2 separate regions of the Mus musculus genome follow, and region 1 is linked to region 2. A link is a loop called in an ENCODE intact Hi-C map of the cell type or tissue named here. Cell type or tissue: heart. All regions are shown on one strand. Each heading gives the region's core, and the rest is flanking DNA. Links, peaks and the distances in the headings are about the cores only.

Evidence for each region. A loop is a pair of places that touch in the nucleus more often than their neighbours do. Peaks named below come from ENCODE experiments on the same cell type or tissue, not always from the same donor. Only the 100,000 strongest peaks of a DNase experiment are listed, where the experiment ranks them.
Region 1: it touches region 2 in a loop (4-fold over the local background); 11 of 42 quality-filtered maps call a loop at or near these places.

Annotation. Positions count from the first base shown.
Region 1 is chr14:55,777,002-55,786,778 of GRCm38, forward strand. It overlaps Adcy4 (adenylate cyclase 4), which reads right to left and starts at 7,071. Exons shown (of 26, transcript NM_001361604.1): 1 at 6,891-7,071; 2 at 6,519-6,709; 3 at 4,834-5,031; 4 at 4,579-4,740; 5 at 3,819-3,968; 6 at 2,896-3,044; 7 at 2,702-2,813; 8 at 1,934-2,061; 9 at 1,641-1,799; 10 at 1,280-1,412; 11 at 927-1,100. The coding sequence starts at 6,677. Ripk3 (receptor-interacting serine-threonine kinase 3) reads right to left here. Exons shown (of 10, transcript NM_019955.2): 6 at 9,756-9,777; 7 at 9,582-9,649; 8 at 9,025-9,357; 9 at 8,861-8,918; 10 at 7,994-8,350. The coding sequence ends at 8,196. Gm32092 (a long non-coding RNA gene) reads left to right here and starts at 7,078. Exons shown (of 5, transcript XR_874644.2): 1 at 7,078-7,249; 2 at 9,649-9,777. In heart, for the core only: a CTCF peak has its summit at 8,454 (motif pointing left); DNase peaks (open chromatin) are centred at 4,590, 5,760, 6,280, 7,090 and 1 weaker place; H3K4me3 peaks cover 3,061 bases; H3K27ac peaks cover 2,439 bases; H3K27me3 peaks cover 3,966 bases.
Region 2 is chr14:55,914,214-55,923,990 of GRCm38, forward strand. No RefSeq gene overlaps it. Among named protein-coding and RNA genes, the nearest start is that of Sdr39u1, 19 kb to the left of the region's middle. In heart, for the core only: a CTCF peak has its summit at 4,667 (motif pointing left); a DNase peak (open chromatin) is centred at 4,688.

The DNA.
Region 1 (9,777 bases), core at 760-8,759, 140 kb before region 2:
ACTAGGCTGGTGTTTAGAAAAAGTCCTTCCTAGAGCTACGGCTGCCAGTGCGCGCCCCCCCCCCCCACAAGAATCTGCTGTTTACTGATGTCGAGAGTTGCTTCTACTGGGTGGGAAAGGAAAGAGAGGGGTGTAATGTAGAAGTCTCTTCTCTGAAGATGCCTCAAAAAACCCAACCAGGCTGTTCTGGGAGAGAATGTTCTGGAAGAGCTTCAGAAAGGGGGTTGGAGTATGGAGCAGGTTTGGGAGGAGAAAGAACAGGGGAGAGTATTCTAAGGTACATGCTTTTAGGACCATGAGCTGGCCTTGTATTGAGCACCGACCCTGAGAAGCTGTGGGTGGGAGTGATTCAACAGCTTTCATTATGGGTGGGTCACAGGTCACCTCCAAGTTTTATAAATAGGCTCAGCAGTAAGAGGCCCTGCCCCAGCTTCATCCAGATAAGATGCAAGTCAATTCTTTTTCCTCTGCCACTGCCTCGTGTGCTCACAGAGCCTTTCTTCTTCAAGGCCAGGAGCAATTCTTTTCTGTCACCTCATCTGCCTCGTATGTAAGTCATAAGGAGTAGAGGCACAACCCAGGTGGCCCACAAACTTAACGTTGGGAAGGATTAAAGAGAACAGGAAAGCGTAGCAGTGGACCCTGACAGAGGCATTTGCTGGTGGGATGGGTACACTGAATCAGAAGGAAGTGGGGCATAGGTAGCTATTTCCTTTGGGTGACAGGGGAAGGGGAGGTGGAGGTTCAGTGGCCATGGTGTCTATGGGAGCTTCCATTTCTCTGAGGTGAACTAAAAGGGAAGGCAAGGGAAAGCCTGAACCACTGACTCGGGTAACCAGGCAGTTCAGGAATGCTACACATTACCAGGTGATTCACTGTGGGTGAGGGGAGTGGAGCGTGGGGGCATATAATGGAGGTGTACACACCGGGAGTGGAGTGGAGGTGGACACGGGACTGTCAAGGTGGCTTAGGTGGGCGAAAGGCTTGGCTGCACCCCAAGACTCCAGATAGCGAGTCATCAGTAGTGACGGACGCATCGTGTGCCCCTCCAGAGAAGACAGCAATCCTTTTGCGGTGCCCTTCTCGTCTTCCTCCTCAGCCTGGGACATGAGAAGTCTGAGTCAAAAGGAGATATTTCCCCATTCTCCCACATCCTTATAGGCCTGCTCCACCCACATCACAACACAGCAGCTCAGTTTGTGGCATAAAAGAAAAGGCTGGCTTTGTTGACTAGGTGGTCTGCTTGGTCTAATCTGTGAGGTCCGAGCTGAGCTTTTACCCGAGGATCAATGACCAGGTATGTAGGTTCTCCTAGCTCCCGAAGGTATGGGTCTCGGTGTTCCGTGTCTGCCCTCTCCACAGCATAAGCTCCTGCTAGCAGGGCCAGCGTGGCCCCTGTGATGTGCACTCGTCTGGAAGTAAGGAACAGTGAGAGTCAGGAGGAAAAGCCTCGAAACCTTTAGTTTCTTTCAAAAACTATTCCCAGAGCTGTGTCCTCAAGAAAGGACCCATGTTGTAGGGAGGGCTGCCCAGCATCTCAGAATTTCCCTGCACTTGTCTGAAGGGACTGTGAACAGGATAGCAGCCTGTGAGAGACTCAACCGGCCATTTGAGTAGCTGTTTCAGGCTCCAGGACTTACCCTGGTACACCGCCTGCTTCCATATGGTTGGCCAATGTGACATCATGGGACCAGACATCATACTGCCACTTCTGTAGCCCAATGACTCCACAGAGAACGCTGCCCGAGTGCACGCCCACACGCATGTTGATATCCACACCGGTGGCTACCCGAAGTTTCCTGAGCAGAGTGTGGGACAAGCTTAGTGCTGCCATGATTCTCCTCTTCTCCAGGAGGACTGCCACCCTGCCTCCCGCACCCCCTCCCCAACACCTGGTGCTCTCAGTTTCTCCTGCTCACACACGAGAGCTGACCTGATGGCCCGGCACATGTCCAGCCCCATGCGCACACAATTGATAGCGTGGTCAGGCAGCGAGAGGGGCAGCCCGGAGACACAGTAGTAACAGTCTCCCAGGATCTTGATCCGCATGCATTCGTGCTCCTGGGAGTATGTGTGTGGGTGTGTAGAGGAACCTGGTTAGAGGCCAGAGGGGTAGGAGGGAGTTGGGGGAAGTTGGGGAGCAACTGTGGCATTCCTGGAGAACTTCTGAGGTTTGGAATGTCTAGGTCAGATCTATGGCGTCCCTTGATATGGGACTGAGGTCTCTCGGGCAATGTCTTCATCAGAAGGAATAATCAAAGACTGGAGTGTCTGTGGTTCTCCTCAGTTTGGGTAGATGTACAGTGCATTTCTATCAGCTCATGATATCAGGATGAGAAGCAAAGAGGCAAACGCCTCTTTAGAATGTAGCCGTCCACCATCCACCATGCCTGATTAGGTGCTAAGCTGTGCTATAGGGAACAGAAATTCCTCCTGGAGAGGCCTCCCAAGGAAAGCATGTCTGGAGATCTCTGCACAGATGTGGAGGTATCATGCTTAGGAGATCAGATGTGGGGAGGTCTCTCGGGGATGGTGACAGTTTCCCGAGTGGGAGTGTTTGTGAGCGGTTCTTAGTTCTACCGCATTATTTGGGAGCTTGGCCTGGCTACAGTATAAGACTTCTTAGAAGATGTGTGCTTTCCTTGCAAGAGGTTCCCTAGCGCCCCCCGCCCCCCGGGGTGGAGAGGGAAACCCCTCTGACCTTGGCAATTTGGTCGAACTTGCCAAAGAGCTCATTCAGCATGAGCACCAGCTCCTTCGGGGAACACTCGCTGGCCAGCCGCGTGAAGCCCACGATGTCAGCATACAGCACACTGTACATAACGGGGTGAGCCATGGTAACAGGGCCAGGGCGGCAGCCCAGGGGACCTCCCCTCCGGCTGGCTTGCCTCATACCTCACTCCTTGGTGCCTCTTGACATACAGGCTGTGAAAGTTGTTTGTGTTCTCTGGCCGTGAGCGCTGTCCAGCCTGCAGCCGGGCCATGATCTCTGCTTTCATCTCTCGGGCCAGGTAGGCAGGAAGGATAGACAAGAGGAGGTGCTCCTGGAGAAGGCCCCATGAGTGATACCCCTCCTACCCTGCTGTGCCCTATAACCAAGAACCCTGGCCCTTCAAATTATTCAGGCTCCCACATATTACATGCTATCTACTAGTAGCTCCCCGACTCTTCCAGTCCACCCAGCAGGACTCCAGCACTCCAATCTGTCCTGGTCACTTTTAGGGACTAAAGTCAACACCTAAATTTGAAATCTTCCTTTAATATAATAACTTTCACCACCACCACCACCACCATCATCATCATCATTTTGAGACAGTATCTTACTATGTATTTCTCTGGATGGCCTGGAATTCACTATCTAAACCAGGGTGGTCTCAAACTCACAGAGGTATGTCTGTCTGCCTTTGCCTTCCAAGAGCTGATATTAAAGACACAGCACACCACTACACCCGACCAAGATTTAATTTATCATTGTTGAATGGTGTATGTATTTGTGGGCGCATGTGCCACAGTGTATGGGTGGAGGTCAGAGGTCAGCTTTGCCGAGTTCCTTGTCTCCGTCCACCTTTGCTTAGGTTCTAGGATCTGAACTCACCTCCTCAGGTTTGTGCAGCAAGGGTCTCACCCCCAGCTATCCCACTGGGTTTCAACTGGTGCCTAGCAACAATCTCCCATGGGCAGGCAACAGTCACAGTTGTATAAAGGAAGAAAATACTTGAGGAAGGCAAATGAATTACCCAGAGCCACTTAGAAAGAAGGTGCTAAGAAGCTGCTCTTTCTGAGCTGCTGTCCCTTTCTGCCTCTTAGGTCCTACTGACCTGGTGCTTTTTCTCAGTGTCCAGCCTCCGGCGTGAGTGCAGAGAGCTAAGAGCCTCCCGGAACGTGGCCCGCAATGCTCGCTCCATCAGGGCCTTGTGGTACGCTCCCACCACGTTCCCACACAGGAACAATACCGCGTTTGCTGCCAACTGTGGGCAAAGGCCAGACTTAGAAAGTGTACCACTCCCCTATCTCTAGTCTGTGGGGGAGTCTATCTGTGTAGCTGGAGTTGGTTCCAAACACAGGTCGAGGAGAGCTGGCTCTATGGTTAAGGACCTAGGTATCTCAGAACAATAGGAGCCACTTTGTGACATCCATCCGGAAGAGTTGGTTGCTTTCCTTCTCTGCTCTCTGCTATAGACTCTTTCTTGGCTGTGGAACCAACCTGACCGCTTAGGCCTAGCTATCTTGCATGTATATTTCCTCTGTCTAGAGTGCTATTCTTCCATATTCATCTCCTGAGCCCATTCCAGCTGCAAGAAACTACTCCAGTTCTGATTCACGTTTTCCACGAATGCTCCTCGGTTTACTTCTGTACCCGCGAGAGAATCTTGACTGATTTCCCAATGGCTATAGTGCCCTCTTCTGACAAAGGTAGGCATGGTGCACTGATGTAGCAGCGACACTAGAGGTCGCTATAGGGGTGTTATCAATGCTTGGCTCCTGCGAGGGCCGAGCCATGTCTTGGATAATGCTCACAGCATTACTAAACAGCTGAGCCAGCTCTGGGCACACTATCGGCACCACTTGCATTTTTACCTGTGGTAGCAGAGCTCTCTGTGACTCAGGCTGCCACCCAAGATACAGTCCAAGGACCAGCAGGTGCGAGAGGGATGAGATGACTCCCGCAGCAGCAGCATCCCGCATGCCCAAGGGCAGCATGGCGTACACGGTGAAGATGATGAAGAGGAAAAAAGACACCTGGAGAAGGGTGTGGGAAGCTGAATGCCCGTGATGTTGCGCCCAGGGTCTAAATTTGAGGTTCACCTTCCCCCAAGCCTTGATTTTCCTCACCTGGTCCCAGGCGCTCACCACACCCCCAGTGAACAGAAATCCATAGCCCAGAGCCAGTAATGCAACCCATATGAGACCAGAAAGAGGTCGTGTCCATCGCTGCAGTTGCTGCTCCCGGGAAGCAAGCCCCAATAGCAGAGAGAAGCCACCCAAAGCACACAGCACAGTTGTCAGGAAGCTTGGGTCTGAGGTCAGCTCCTGCGGAGAAAAGATATCTGAAGCCAGGCTGGGAGGAGATACTTTGAAGTTCTCTCAAGGTGAGAAAGAGCAAGTTAGGTGTCCTTCAAACCAGCTCAGCAAAGTATCTGAAAAGCATGCGCACAAAGGATATAGGGCTGGTGAGATGCTACAGTGGGGAATGGTGGGGGCCACCAAATGTTCTGGCTTAGTTTGCAGAATCCACGTAGTAAAAGATGAGAACTCATACCTTTGAGTTGTCTTTTGACCTACATACACACACACACACACACACACACACACACAGATAAATGAATAATAATATAAAAAACCATACACAAGGAAACAGGGGCCACTGACACGTGTTTTTCACATTAGATCAAGCCAAGAGAAATTTCTAAAACCCTACTGTTTTATCCACAGAGGTCAGCAGTGTCACCTGGCTCCACCTAATATATCTCAGACATTTGCATGGGACGAGGGAGAGCTACCCAGGAGGCCGGGCTACTCTTGGCTATTTGCAAGCCTGTGCTCTTCTACATTGCAGGTGTGTTAGAGTTTGTTTGTTTGTTGTTTGCTTATTTAGTTTGGAGGCAGGGGCTCATGTAGCTTGGGCTGGCCTCCAACTCACTGCAGCTGAGAACTTTGAGCTCCTGGTCCTCCTGTCCCTATCTCTCAAGCCAAGGGACTCTAGACTTGCCCGGCTATCCCCACAGGTAAAGGAGAACGGTGGCATCGCTTGGCTTTCGGAGTGAATGTCATCCAAATGGCTAATTTGCTTGGGAGAAAGAATTCCTTTCTCCTGAAGCCAAACCACTAAACTTGACAAATGTCTACCAGGGCAGCCCAAGTTTCTGCAACCCCTCGCCCCCCCCAGCACTGAGTTCTGAGTGGCTGCCTTTCCTCTAACCTATAAGCCCCAGTACTACCCTACCTCTCGTCCCTCCTCTTTCAGGACTTGGGGTAGACAAGGGTTAGTTCCCAGTCATTTGCCCCACCTTTCCTCCCAGGAGTGAAAGGGAAACCCAGAGTGGAATAGTTCCCCTTTCTTGCCCAGAATAAAAACGAAAAAACAAAAACAAAAACAAAAAAAGATGGAGGAAGGCAAAAACTATCTTTTGGAAGTCTGTGGGCACAGCTAGCAGCCCCACATTCCCAAATCTGGATAGAGAAAAAGTCAGGAAATGACTCTCCCCAGGGACATGAGTAGAGTTTCCTCTCTGGAAAAATGGAAAATCCGGTGTTGGATTTACTCGAGAACCAATAGAACACAGCGAGAAGCATTCGGGACTCACTTACGTCCTAGTATAGACCCAGAGACTAAGCTTAGAGGGTGGAGAGCTCTGTCACATGTAACCAGAGTCACAATTCATGACGAGGTTCAACGCTTCGTTTTTGGTTCCCAGCAAAGACATTATTAACTAAAAGACCTCGCAAATCTCAGATCTTCAAATGTCCCCAGCCCGAGGCAGCCCCTGCCTAGAGCTCCCACATCTAGCCCATCTTACCCTGCCGCTGGCCCAGGCGACGGCGGGCAGTGCCACCAGCGCGCAGAGCACAATGACCAAAAGCAGTATCAGCAGTGGGTACTGTTGGCTCAGGCTGTAGTAAGTTTCGTAGAAGAGATCTTCGCTGGGAGGAGGCCGGGGACTGAAGAGGCGGGCCATGGTCTTCCCCGCCCCAGCCCGGAGCCCCTGCCCTAGGGATCACAGGGCGCTGAGTCAATAACCTGGCCCGGACCACCGCGCTTTCCCATCTCTCCCGAAGCCACTCTCGGGCAAGCCACTAAGCTTTCAGCAGCAATAGGGTTCCCTGCTAAGTGCTCTCTCACAGGGCTCCCAGCTGTGACAGGACTTCTTTATCCTTCCCACAAACCATACCGTGCTAGTGTCCTGGCTGGAGCTGAGAAGAAGGTGCCGCAGACTCACCGCTTTGGGTCAAGCTCCAGAAGTTCTCTCAGCAAAGCTAGGCTCCAGGAGGGAACCTGGGTGGGATGGCTACTACTCACCTTCGCTGCTTTGCTAGTGGCTCAGGGCCTGCCGGGCGACTGGCACTTCCCTCTTGGCGCCAAGGCCCCCTCCCACTTCCCCGCGATACAGCCCAGCCCCTTCCCGTTCTGGAGCCTGACTCCCCTGGCTGCTTCCCATGCTCAGATTGCATTCTCTAATCATCACCTTCTCTCTTTCTTTAACGACGACGACGATGTCGATGAGCAGGTGGGCCGTGGGAGAAACACGAGGTAACGGGGTAAGGGGACGACAAAGGGATGTGACAAGATAAGGATACAACATTTGGAAGTGGGGAGGCCAAGGAAAGCCTGGGAGAAAGCGGGGAGGTGGGGGGGTGTCCTGGTACCAGCTGGGGCCGGGGTGTGGGCGAGGTCAGGAGTGACATTTCCCGTTCACTCTTGGTCCCTCTGATGTGGCCAAGTGTGAACTGTCTGGCCATTTTCAGCTCCTTGAGTTGGTGTTCCTTTTTGTTGGATATAGTTATCAATTCTTGGATACAGAGAATCAAAACAACAAATAAACAAACAAAAAACCCTGCTGCCATGCCTAGGAAAGCAAGGTGCAGGAGGTCTGTGCAGCAGGTGTGTGGTGGTCTAGAAAGCCTGGGGTGCCTTCGAATTTCCTGAGACACCTTCCTTCACCAGGGCCCCAAAACCCAGTGCTCAAAATCAAGGAGAAAAGGGAGAACTTTTCTCCTGTCAGCCTAGGCTTAGGGTGGTATCAGCCCTGAGCTCTGGAGGAAGTACCCTACCCTGAGACTGGAGCATTAGAGAGCAGAGCCCCTGATTCCTTCCTGCCACCAGCTGGACCCTGACCTTATGAGCCAGGAGGTGGCCTATATCTCAATATCTGGTCCCCAGGTCCCCTTTTCCTGTAGCACCAACTCCCCCCACACACACCTCACCCCCCCCCTCCAGGGTAGCCAGCTCCTGGCTGTCCATCCCTGATGCCCTGGATTGACACCTCAGACTCTCTCACAGTTAACATGCTATGTTTATTGACTTTAAGGAGATGGGTCAAGAGTCAGTTTGGGTGTAGGTCCAACTGTCCTCACAGAATGTTGTGAGCTTCAGGAAGTGGCAAGGACTGTCTTAGCCAGTCCAGGTTGCTTAAAACGTGCTTTTTATTGCCACGCTGAATGGCACACTTCAGGCTCTTGCAGTGATTCTCTGAAGTCTACTTGTGGAAGGGCTGCCAGCCCCTACCCCTGCCGAACTGTGCTTGGTCATACTTGGCCGAACTTGAGGCAGTAGTTCTTGGTGGTGCTACCAAGGAGTTGTAGTTCCCAATCTGCACTTCAGAACAGTTGTTGAAGACGAGAGCCGGTGGCCCTTTAAGAGGAAAGGAGGAGGTGATGGTGAGAGGGTTCAGAGGTTAGAAAGATGAAGTTGACAAGCACTTTGGGGAAAGGGGCAGCGACACCTTGTGATCTCCCTGGGGAATGCAAATGCAGGGTCTTCACCTGCTAGCTACTGCGTCCCAGTATGAGCTGTGCCTCTTCAGAATTAGTCTTGTAGAAGCTCAAAGAGTAGTGCCTGCTGTTTGGGTGTCTTTGATGGGAGACCTTCTGGACTTGCTTATCAATAAAGGAACTGTGGGGGCTCACAGACTCTGTGCTGGGAAAAGTCAGCCAATCCCGACTTTCTTTCGTTGTGTGACCTCAGTGGGATCCTCTCCTAGTGGATGTCATGTTCCTCGTCTTAAACGAGGCAGATCGGGTTAGATGATCTCTAGTCATTCCTTCCCACCTCCAGAGTAACTCATGTCTATAGATAAGTGCTGAGGAGGAAGGTGATGGGAGAGCTGAGCGGGGAGAGCAAGAGAGAATGAAGAATGGGTACCTGTCATTGGATTCGGTGGGGTCCAGGGATACCAAGGAGTGCCGTGTCTTCCATCTCCCTGCAAACAACACAGAGCTCTCAGGCTTTCTATTCAAGAGCCTAATCTCATCACCGTGCAGTTCTCCTGGGTAAGAGGGTGTGCTCTAGTCTTGCCAGTGTCTCACCTGATTCCTTTGGGGGTGAGGACCGGGAGTCTCAGTAAAGACTGGCCCAGGTGTTGTGCCTCTGAAGGGTAAAGTATGTGGAATCTGAGGAGTGCCAGCCACGGGGTCAGAAGATGTCCTTGCTGGTGTGGCAGGCCCAACTGATGTGTCCTGTGCTTGCCTCTCAGGACATTTTCCAGGAACTGGTCCGGAGGGTTCCTCCAAATGCAGGCGGTCCAGCATTTTAGAAACCATGGTTTCCCTCGGGCAATCCATTTCTGTGCCTCTTTGGCTTGGCTCTCTGGCAGACAAGTTTCTGCCGCTGCTTCTGTGCTGAGACAGATAATGCTTTACCTGTGCAGACAGGGGGACCTTGTTGTCAGGAGCTGGGGCAGCCAAAGTAAACCCCAGTGAAAATTTTCTTGGTCTCTGGAGACTAAGGAGTAGGTTCTGGTGAATGGGAATGACAACCAAGGATTAAATAATGGTGGCCAGTGAAGATAAACTGAATGGTTAAGGGAGCCACTTGTGCCATCTCCCAACAGTTCCTGGATGGGAAGGCAGTGCTAGAAACTCACCTCGGAGACAGCAGCATCTACCTTGTCCTTTACCAGATTGTAAACTTCATTGGTTTTTGGTTCGCAGTCTGAAAGACAACAGCGAGTTGTATATGAGTCGGATTTCTTTCCTTGGAGGAGCTCCCTGCTGAAGACCCAAGCCTACCCTAGTTGCCAGAGATACGGCCAACTCACCCTGGAAGGATGGCCTGTTTTC
Region 2 (9,777 bases), core at 1,113-9,112:
TAATACAGAGGGCTCTAGGGAAGACAATTGGGTCTTCCAGGGGAGAGGAAATAGAATCAATTTTGGGGTGGGAGGGGATGGGAACAGGAAGGATCAGATGGTGGGGGAGGGTTGAAGGGAGAGAAGCCTGGAATGGGGGCATTTAGGGGACCATATGGAAACCTAGTGCAGTAAGAACTGCCTGGAACCTGGGAGGGTGAACCTAGAGCGGACTCCTAGCAATGGAGGATACGGAGCCTGTACAGGCCATCTTTGGTAACATAGCAAGGCTCCCAGTGAGATACCAACCCAGCCCCAAAACCTTCCACTCACAGCTGTCCTACCTGCTGGAACAAGGGTGGCTCAGAGTTGGTGAGAGCAGCCAAGCAATGTCTGGTCCAAGCCACAAGAGAGAGCCCATGCCCAACACATAGTGGATGGCCAGGAGCCAGAAGGTGCGTGGCTCAGAGACCTAGGATAGAACCAACCAACCAATCAACCAACCAACCAACCAACCAACCAACCAGCCAGCCAACCAACCAACCAAACCAACCAACCAACCAATCAAACAAAACAAACAAACAAAAAAAAAACCCAACAAAACAAAACAAAAAACTAAACAACCAGAAGCCAAACCAAACCAAACCAAACCACTACCACCACCACCACCAAAACAAAAAAACAAAACAAAAAGCAAAAAAAAGTGATTCCTAATGATATTCTGCTATACTAATAGATGGCTGCCTATTTAACTGTCACAAGACAGACAGGCTACTTCCAGAAGCTGATGAAAATAGATGCAGAGACCCACAGACAAGTATTAGGGGGAGCTTGGGAAACCCTGTGGAAGGATTGTAGGAGCCAGAGGGGTAGAGGACACCAGAACATGGCCTGCAGAATCAACTGAGCAGGGATCAGAGACTGAAGCACAGATCACAGAGCTTGCCCAGGGTCTGTGCTAGGTCCTCTGCTTACATTGTATGGTTGTTTAGCTGGGGTGTCTGTGGGACTCCTAACAGTGGAAGAAGGGGTACCTCTGACTCTTTTGCCTGCTCCTGGGACCCTTTTTTCCTCCAACTGGATTACCTTGTCCAGCTTTAGTATGAGGTATGTGCCTAGTCTTATTGTGTTGTATTATGCTGTCTTTGGTTGAGAGGAGGTGTGAATGGAACTAAGAGAAGTGGAGGGAGGGGGCTGTGGTTGGGATGTATTGTATGAGAAAAGAATAAATTAAAAAAAAATCTGCAAGCTGGGTGTGGTGGCACATGCCTGTAATACCTCATTCAGGAGGCAGAGACAGGTGAATCTCTGAGTTTGAGGTCAGCCTAGTCCACAAAGCAAGTCCCAGGACAGCCAGAGCTACACAGAGAAACGCCTCAAACCAACCAACCAAACGAAACAAACAAAACAATAAACAAACAGACAAATAAACAAAAATCTATCCTTTGTTATACTTGACATTTTGATTGAGAAATTCACCTGTTTTGTGACTGGTTACTGCTTGTTGCTGGTCCCTGTTGTTTGTCCTTGTCACAGTTTTAATTATTCATTGTGTTGTTGATGGACCTTGAGTTGTTCTGCAGAACTTGGTGTTGCTCTTATTCATGGTTTATCATCACCCAGTGCAGATATCTGGGTGTGTTCTCAGGTGTGGAACTGAGCATTCCACACATACGAGCATTGCACACCTTCATAAGGAATTAAGGCACTGTGCAGGCAGCCAGCTGTCTCTACAAATTGTATATGTTTGGTCTTTGTGCTTCCTACATATTCAGGTAATATTTAATTTAATTTCTTCTCAGATCTCTGACGGGGTTGAAGACTAGTTATAGTCTCATAATTGAACCTAAACTGTTCAGCATTAAAGAAGAAGTTCCAGATGTGAAAGGATGGATTTCAGATGGCAATGCAAGTTAAACTCAGCATAATTCAGGCACGGAACTGTAAACTCTTTAAGTTAGGAGAGATGGTAGAATGCTTTATCTAAATTGACAAATATGATGGACTACATGTTAAATGTATTTCATACTTTATAATTTACATAATTGTTATAGTTGTGCCTAATTTATATTGAGAGAAAGAGCCTTTTTAATTGGGCAAAAGGGGGAAATGTTGTGGGTTGCCCTGGTGCTGTTTGTATTCTGATGTTAATTCTGTTTCCACGAAAGGGATTGCCCACAATGGATCAGCCGTCAATCCCATAGTCAGGTGATCTCATGTGAACTTTCTCCCCATCCTAACTGGTCAATAAAGGCTAGAGCCTGTGCTTGGGCAGTGGAGGGGGAAGGTGGGATGAGAGATTTGGGGGAGTGAGGGAGAGGACAAGAAGAGAAGAGAGAGAGGACAGAAGAGGAGGAGGAAGAGGAAGAAGAAGAGGAGAAGGAGAAGGAGGAGGAGGAAGGAGGAGGAAGAGGAGGAAGAGGAGGAGGAGGAGGAGGAAGCCATGATAGAGCAGCACCAAGTGACCAAGAGAAACCACAAGTCAAAAAGGATCTCATAGCTGGGGAATAAGTCAGTATATAGCACCAGATTTGCCCAACCTAGGCACATAGCTTATAATTATAATAACTAGACTATGTTTTTATATGGGCATATTGAAGTTGTAAATTATTATAACAGTGGATAAGAGTTCTTGTTTCTCCCCCTGGAATTATCATCTTTTCAATTGTAACCATTCTTGTGAGTGTATTACGCTATTGCTTTGGGGCCTATTTTGTGTTCTCCTGGTAACTAATGCAGTTCAAAGGTCGGCACGTTTATTAGTAATTTAATTACTAACAGTAGCTTAAACATGTATTATTTTGTTAATTTCTTTGTTCAAGTCTTTTGATTTTGCTTTTATTGAGTTGTCAACTATTTATTTTATTTTTTTTAAAGATTTATTTATTTATTTTATATGAGTACACCATTGCTCTCTTCAGACACACACCAGAAGAGGGCATCAGACTCCATTGCAGATGGTTGTGAGCCACCATGTGGTTTCTGGGAATTGAACTCAGGACCTCTGGAAGAGCAGTCGGTGCTCTTAACCACTGAGCCATCTCTCCAGCCAGAGTTGTCTAATTTTATCTGGATTTACAGAGATCTCCCTTCTTCAGCTTCCTGAGTGCTGGGATTAAAGGTGTGTGCTGCCATGCCTGTCCACACCTGTCCATCTGACCTTTGCTTATCATTGAAATGCATACTTTACAAGTTGTGTATGTGAGAGTTCTTTGTTCCTATTTGTAGACTAAGTTCCAAGGAAAAAGCCACACCTGTGTTAAGATTCCACAAAGGCTGATTAGAGCTTTAGAAAAGAGTTGGAATAGTGCAGATTCAGAGCAGATTATTCTGGGTTATCTCCATCTCACTCATTGCCCATCATCTGCATCTGACCTGACATCCTCTGACTATCAGACAAAACCTCTGGGGGTGGATTTGTAGTAGACCACAGCTTTACACCAGCCATGTGCTCGGGATGGCATCAGAAAGCATCCGAATGCCATGGCAAATTTTTCTGCACTTTGCTGTAACCTGTCCATCTGCTGTCTACACCAGTGTGTTGGTAAATACCTTGAGTCACGACTATCTCTTGTTCTATGACTATAGAAACATGCAAGCATTTTCCATGGTGGAATAGTTTATTCAGGGCAATCTGAATTCTGGGTTCCTCGGCTATGGCCACTCATATTTGGCTCAGAATAAAGTCTTCGGGTGACAGCTGTGGTCTGTGTCTACATACATGTGATACACCCCCCCTCACTACGTAGCCCTGGCTGGCCTGAGCTTCCCTTGCCTCTGTCTCCTGAGTGCTGGGGTTAAAGAAAGCTCTTGCCTCCACACATGGTTTAGACAGTGCGCCCACTCTGTGCCTTTCCCTTGCCACTTGATGGCACCTTTTGATGACTAGAAATCTTTCTTATAGTCCAATTCATCAAATAACTTTTATTTCAAGACAATAACTCTCAATTATGGAGTGACTTTTTTGTACCCTTCAGTAGAAAATCATATAAAATAGAGGATACTCAAGTAAATATGGATACTAGGTAAACAGTAAACAACAACAACAACAACAACAACAACAACAACACCTTTCTGATTAAACGTAGGGCCATGTGCCTCAGCCGTATCCCCAGCCCCAGTCTTCTTGTGTAAACTTACAACTTTGATTACGTTTTGTTTATTTAGTGTGAATGCACTTATGCTCGCACAGTGTGCGCATGAATGTGTTTGTGTATGTGAGGAGGTCGAAGGCCAGCTTGTAGGGTGAGCCATCTCCTTCCACTCTGTGGGTCCCAGGGATTGAACTCAGGCTGTCAGACCTAGCTCAGGCGCTTTATTCACAGAACCACCTTGATGGCCCCATAGACTTTTCTATCATTTTGAGGTGAGAGCTTTCTTGGTTGCTCAGGGAACCAAGGGTTGATCCCTTCTGCCACAGCCTCCTGAGAAACTGGAATAACAGGTCTGTGCCATGGAGTCCAGTGTGAAAGATACCTCACTATTTTTCTGTGTGTTTACATGTGTACGTGTGGATGTTTGTACTTTTTCTTCTTTATCCAAAGTTCAAATTTAATAGGACATCTTGTTTTTCCTCCTTCCCTTTTAGGTCTTTCAACTACAGACCTTTTTTGTTGCTGTCTTGGACACATTTTTGTCATAATGGGCGATAAACAAGGACTTCTGCTGCCATCTAGTGGACAGATGCACACATGCTGTATAGACAGGATGTCTTTTGTGGCAGGAATTTATTAGTCCCTACCGTGCGAGGCAGAGAGCTGGCTTCGTGCTGTTTTGTGTGTGGAGAAGAAATCTGCCTGACCTGCCACTTCCTAAAAAGTGATGCAGGTATCTTCTTAGTGCATCGTCAGGGAGTTCTGCTTTGTTATTCACCAGCTCACGATCAGGAATTGGTTTTTGAGTCCACAAATGGGAGTCAGATTTAATTCATGGCATAGTTGTCCTTTCCCCTCCCCTGAACATCCGAGTGCTTATATGCCAGTGGGTCCCTTTCTGGACTCCATCTCGATTTTTTTTATTGCTTTAGATGATGCCTTTACAATACCACATTATTTAACCACAATACAAATAGTTAGATTCCTGGGCCTATTTTAGATTGGTCGTTCCCTCCTAACCCCCACCCCAGAAACAATCCCTGAGACAAAGATCTGAATACAAGTATTTTATCAGTGATGTGATTCCTAGAACTATTCCTGGAGCAGGGAAGAAATGAAACAGAAGGAAAGAAGAAAGAAAGCACAGTGCATGTTGGTGAGAAATTAACCTCTGCGGGCAACTGAGGGGTTACATTGGTTACCTGGGGACTGTGGGAGAAAGTGATGAAACTGGGCTCTTCATGCGCTAGTCTTCAACCATTATGATGAAGCTACTTCAGGGACATTTACTTTCCAATGTTGGTTGTCTGCTCTGGTCTGCTGTGTGCTGGTTGAGAATATTCCTGTAACCGAATAAAGGTGGAAAGGAGGGAGAAAGGGAGGGAAGTTAAGGGGAGAGAGGGAGAGAGAAAGAAGCAGAGAGACAGAAACAGTGACACATACACACAGACACACACAGACAGACACACACAGACACAGCACACACACACAGACACACACAGACACAGCACACACACAGACACACACACACACACACACACACACACACACACACACACACACAGAACAAAGGGAACAAGAAGGTCTTCTCAAGATGTCTGCTCTGGTGAGTATCGTTGGCAACCCTGGTAGGACAGCACTGGCCCCAGCTGCCCTCCTCCTGTGCAGGGGTCTGCCCCACTGATGCCCCATACCAAGTTCCTTTCAGTTGCCTTTTCACTTTTTAATGAAAAGCTTTTGAACGGATAAAGAAAACAAGGTGCATATGCGCAATGGAATTTACTTGGTGGTAATGAAAAATAAAGTACAAATTTTGTGGGAAAATTAGATGGGATTGGAAAACATTATGTTAAGTGAGGTGACCCAGCTATGGCAAGCTAATGGTTCATGTCTTGCATATGCAGATCCCGGCTTTGGGTTTTTATGTGTGTGCATTAACGTGGGAGCGAGTGTGTACATAGACCAGGGAACTAGAGCAGGGTCCATGAGAGGGGAGGGGTTTCCTGGTAGTAGGAAGGGAGTCGAAGATGTATGATATGAAAGAAGGAGGTGGAATGCTGGGGATGGGATTGTTTAGGTGGGGGCGGGGCAGACAGAGGAGGAAAGGATGGGGATGCTGCAGGGTGATGGCTGGGCCTGCTGGTAATGACTACATCTGGAGTTAACTAAAATCCGAGGTTGGGGCCGCCAGTGAGGGATTTTTTTTTTTCCCTAAAATCATTTGAAATGTGAAGACCCACTTTTAATCTAGATCTTCTGAGTTGGGGAAATCCACCTTTAATCTGGGCCACACCTTCGAGTGGCAGCCATAAAGGATGTGGGAGAAGGAAGATTCTGCTCTTTGCCTGCTAGCCCTCAGTCTCACTGGCAAGCCCATTTCTTCAGTGGCATCAGAGCCCACGTCTTTGAGATTCTAGTGTGTGCCCCAAACCAGCAGAGACATTCAGTCCTGCGTATTCACCAAGAACTGAGTTCTTGGACCTTACGTTGGTAGACAGCTCTTGTTGGACCACAGTCTGTAAGCCACTCTAATAAATCATACATCTATGTCTACACACACACACACACACACACACACACACACAAACACACACAAACACACACAAACACAAAAACACACTTATTTTATAAGTTCTGTTCTCTTCAGAACCCCAATAATACGTTTGGCTCAAACTAAGAGTACATGAAAAGCTGACACTTAGCAAGCTAATGAAAAGATAAAATTAGTAGCAGAGAGATGGCTCAGGGGTTAAGCACACTGGCCACTCTTGAAGAATTCCCTTTCCAGCACCAGTGTCAGGCAGCTCACAGCAACTTGTAACTCCAGCTCCTGGGGATCTCACCCTCTTCTGGACTCTGAAGGCACCCACCCACATGTACACACATCCCATCCGCCGACGTGAAACTAGATTGGAGATGCCACGCATAGGCGGGTAATGCTGTCCCCAGAAGCTACGGGTTCTGAGATGAAAACCACAGTGTCAGGGGCAGGCTACCTTCTAGGCCCCCCAAAACAATAAGACGATTGGCAGGGCTGTTGGCTGCCCAGCAGAGCTAGACGGTACGATTGTGGCTGCTGCTGGGAAGACTGAGGAGATGGGCAGGACTGAGAAGGGGACAGACTGTCTTCCCCAGGGAAGAGCACACCAGTTGGTTATCTATACCAAGTGGTCAGCTCTGAAAATACAGACAAGTAACATTATAGAGAGCAGGATGCATTTGTATATGTATAGCTGTAACTAACTATATAAGACCTGAACAGGATCAGGCCCTTGGACATCCTGTCATGGGCGAGGGACTCGCAAGGCCCCCTCTCTTTCTCAGGATCAGATACTTAATGGTCGCTGGAAGAAGAAGAGGTATTTAGGTTTTCTTCAACGGTAAGGCACTCATGTTCCTGGAAGCAACCCAAAGAAACCCATTGGGTCACACACACAAATATGTGCATTCACACACATGCATATGTGCATGCACAGACATGCATGTGATTATAATCTCAAAAATAAAACAACAACAACAACAAACCCTTGTAGGCCAAAATGTCCCTCTTCCCTTACAAAACTGGAAGATATCAGCAGGAATAGGAACAGAAGAGAGAGAGATGGGGGTAACTGTGATCAAAATTCATTATATATGCATATGAAAATGTCATGATGAAGCCCATTATTATGTATGATTAATGTGTTAATAAAAACATAAAAAGAACCTTATAAAATCCTTATTAGGATTCTCCAGAGAAGCAGAGCCAACGGGATAAATTATATCCTCTGTACATTATAGGTATGTATACATGTAAATGTAATACACAGATATATGAGAGAGATTTATTTTAAGGATCTGTCTTACACCTTTTGGGAGCTAAGTCCAAAATCTGTAGTGATGACAAGCAAACTGGTTGGATATTCAGGTGAGAGCGGATTCTGTAGTCATGAGTCTGAACCTCACAGGGCAGCAGATGGAAATTAAAGCAGGGCTTATTTTGTGTGTGTGTGTGTGTGTGTGTGTGTGTGTGTGTGTGTGTGTGTGTTTGTGTCTGTGTGTCTCTATGTGTGTCTGTGTGTGTGTGTCTCTATGTGTCTGTGTGTCTCTATGTGTCTGTGTGTGTCTCTGTATGTCTCTGTGTGTGTGTGTGTCTGAGTGTGTGCGTGCACGAGCCTGCGTAAGTAGAGACCAGAGATCAACACTGAGTGTCTTCCTCCTTGTTTTTTTGAGGCAGCCTTTCTCACTGATTCCAGCTCTTTCGCTGGCGGGTGAGTGCCAGGGACCTGCCTATCTGCAGCGGCCAGTTAGGTACCACCACACCCAGATTTTTATGTGTGTGCTGAGGATCTGAACTCAAGATGAGAGGCCAAACCTACTTAGGGGGGGAAAAAACACAGAAAAGACAGTTTAAAGAGCGGAAGCAGCAGACTTATGACCTGACAAAGATCCTGTTGACAGCCACGGCTGGACTGAATCAGAAGTCTGTAAGAGATGCCCGAAACAGATGGCTTCCAGAAAAAGAGATAAGGGGGCCCCTAAAGATAAAACGCCTCCACTTGAGAAAGAACCAATGTGCTTTTTATAAGAAAGAGGGTCACTGGGCTAGATAATGCCCCAAGAAGAAAAAGCCTATTCAAACCATCACCTTAAAAGATGCCCAGGGTAGCCCTAAAAATAGAGGGGAAACCCACCAGCTTCCTTGTTGATCATAGAGCCAAATATTCTGTCTTGCTAGAACCTAAAGATAAAGTCTGTCCAACAGTTTATGAGTCATCTCTTGGTGACAGCAGAAACCAACCAACCAAAAAAAAAAATGCCTAGATGAGAGCCAGGAGCCTCTGCCAACCACAGGCAACCTCCCTAAACCTGGGAGAAACATATTAAGAGAAAGTCAGAGGTGGTTCTCCAAGGCCAGAGAGGAATTTCTTTTTTTTTTAATATTTTATTTATTTATTTATTTATCTATCTATCTATCTATCTATCTATCTATCTATCTATCTATCTATTTATTTATTATATGTAAGTACACTATAGCTGTCTTCAGACACTCCAGAAGAGAGCATCAGATTTTGTTACAGATGGTTGTGAGCCACCATGTGGTTGCTGGGATTTGAATTCGAGACCTTTGGAAGAGCAGTTGGCGATCTTAACCACTGAGCCATCTCACCAGCCCCAGAGAGGAATTTCTACACCAGCTTTGGGATTGCCAGAAGTGACTAAACCTTTCGATCTCTTTGTGGATGAGAGATCTGAGACCCCGTTGCTAGATGCTACCCCACCCCTGTTTGCACATCATTACACTCATTGTCCTCCTGGTTAAGGATACTGACAAACTGTCACTGGGCCAAAGCCTGACCATCACCAATGCCAGAATGACTCATTACCTGTCTCTCCTCTTAAATCCCCCTAAGATAACCTTTCAGGCCCCAGCTGCCATAAGCCTAGCTACTCTGTCCCCTGCCTCAGACCTTGACAGGCTCCTACATGACTACTCAGACATTTTGGCCCACATCCATGGGGCCAAACCAGATTTTCAGGATAGCCCCTTGATGGATGCAGAGGTAACATGGTTCACCAGTGGTAACAGCTTCATTCTGGGCGGACAGAGATATGCTGGGACAGCAATGGTCTCAAACACCGAGATCATATGGGTAGAGCCACTTACTTGAAGCTAGAAGGTCATCCCAGAAAGCTGAACTGATAGCTCTAACCAAAGCATTGG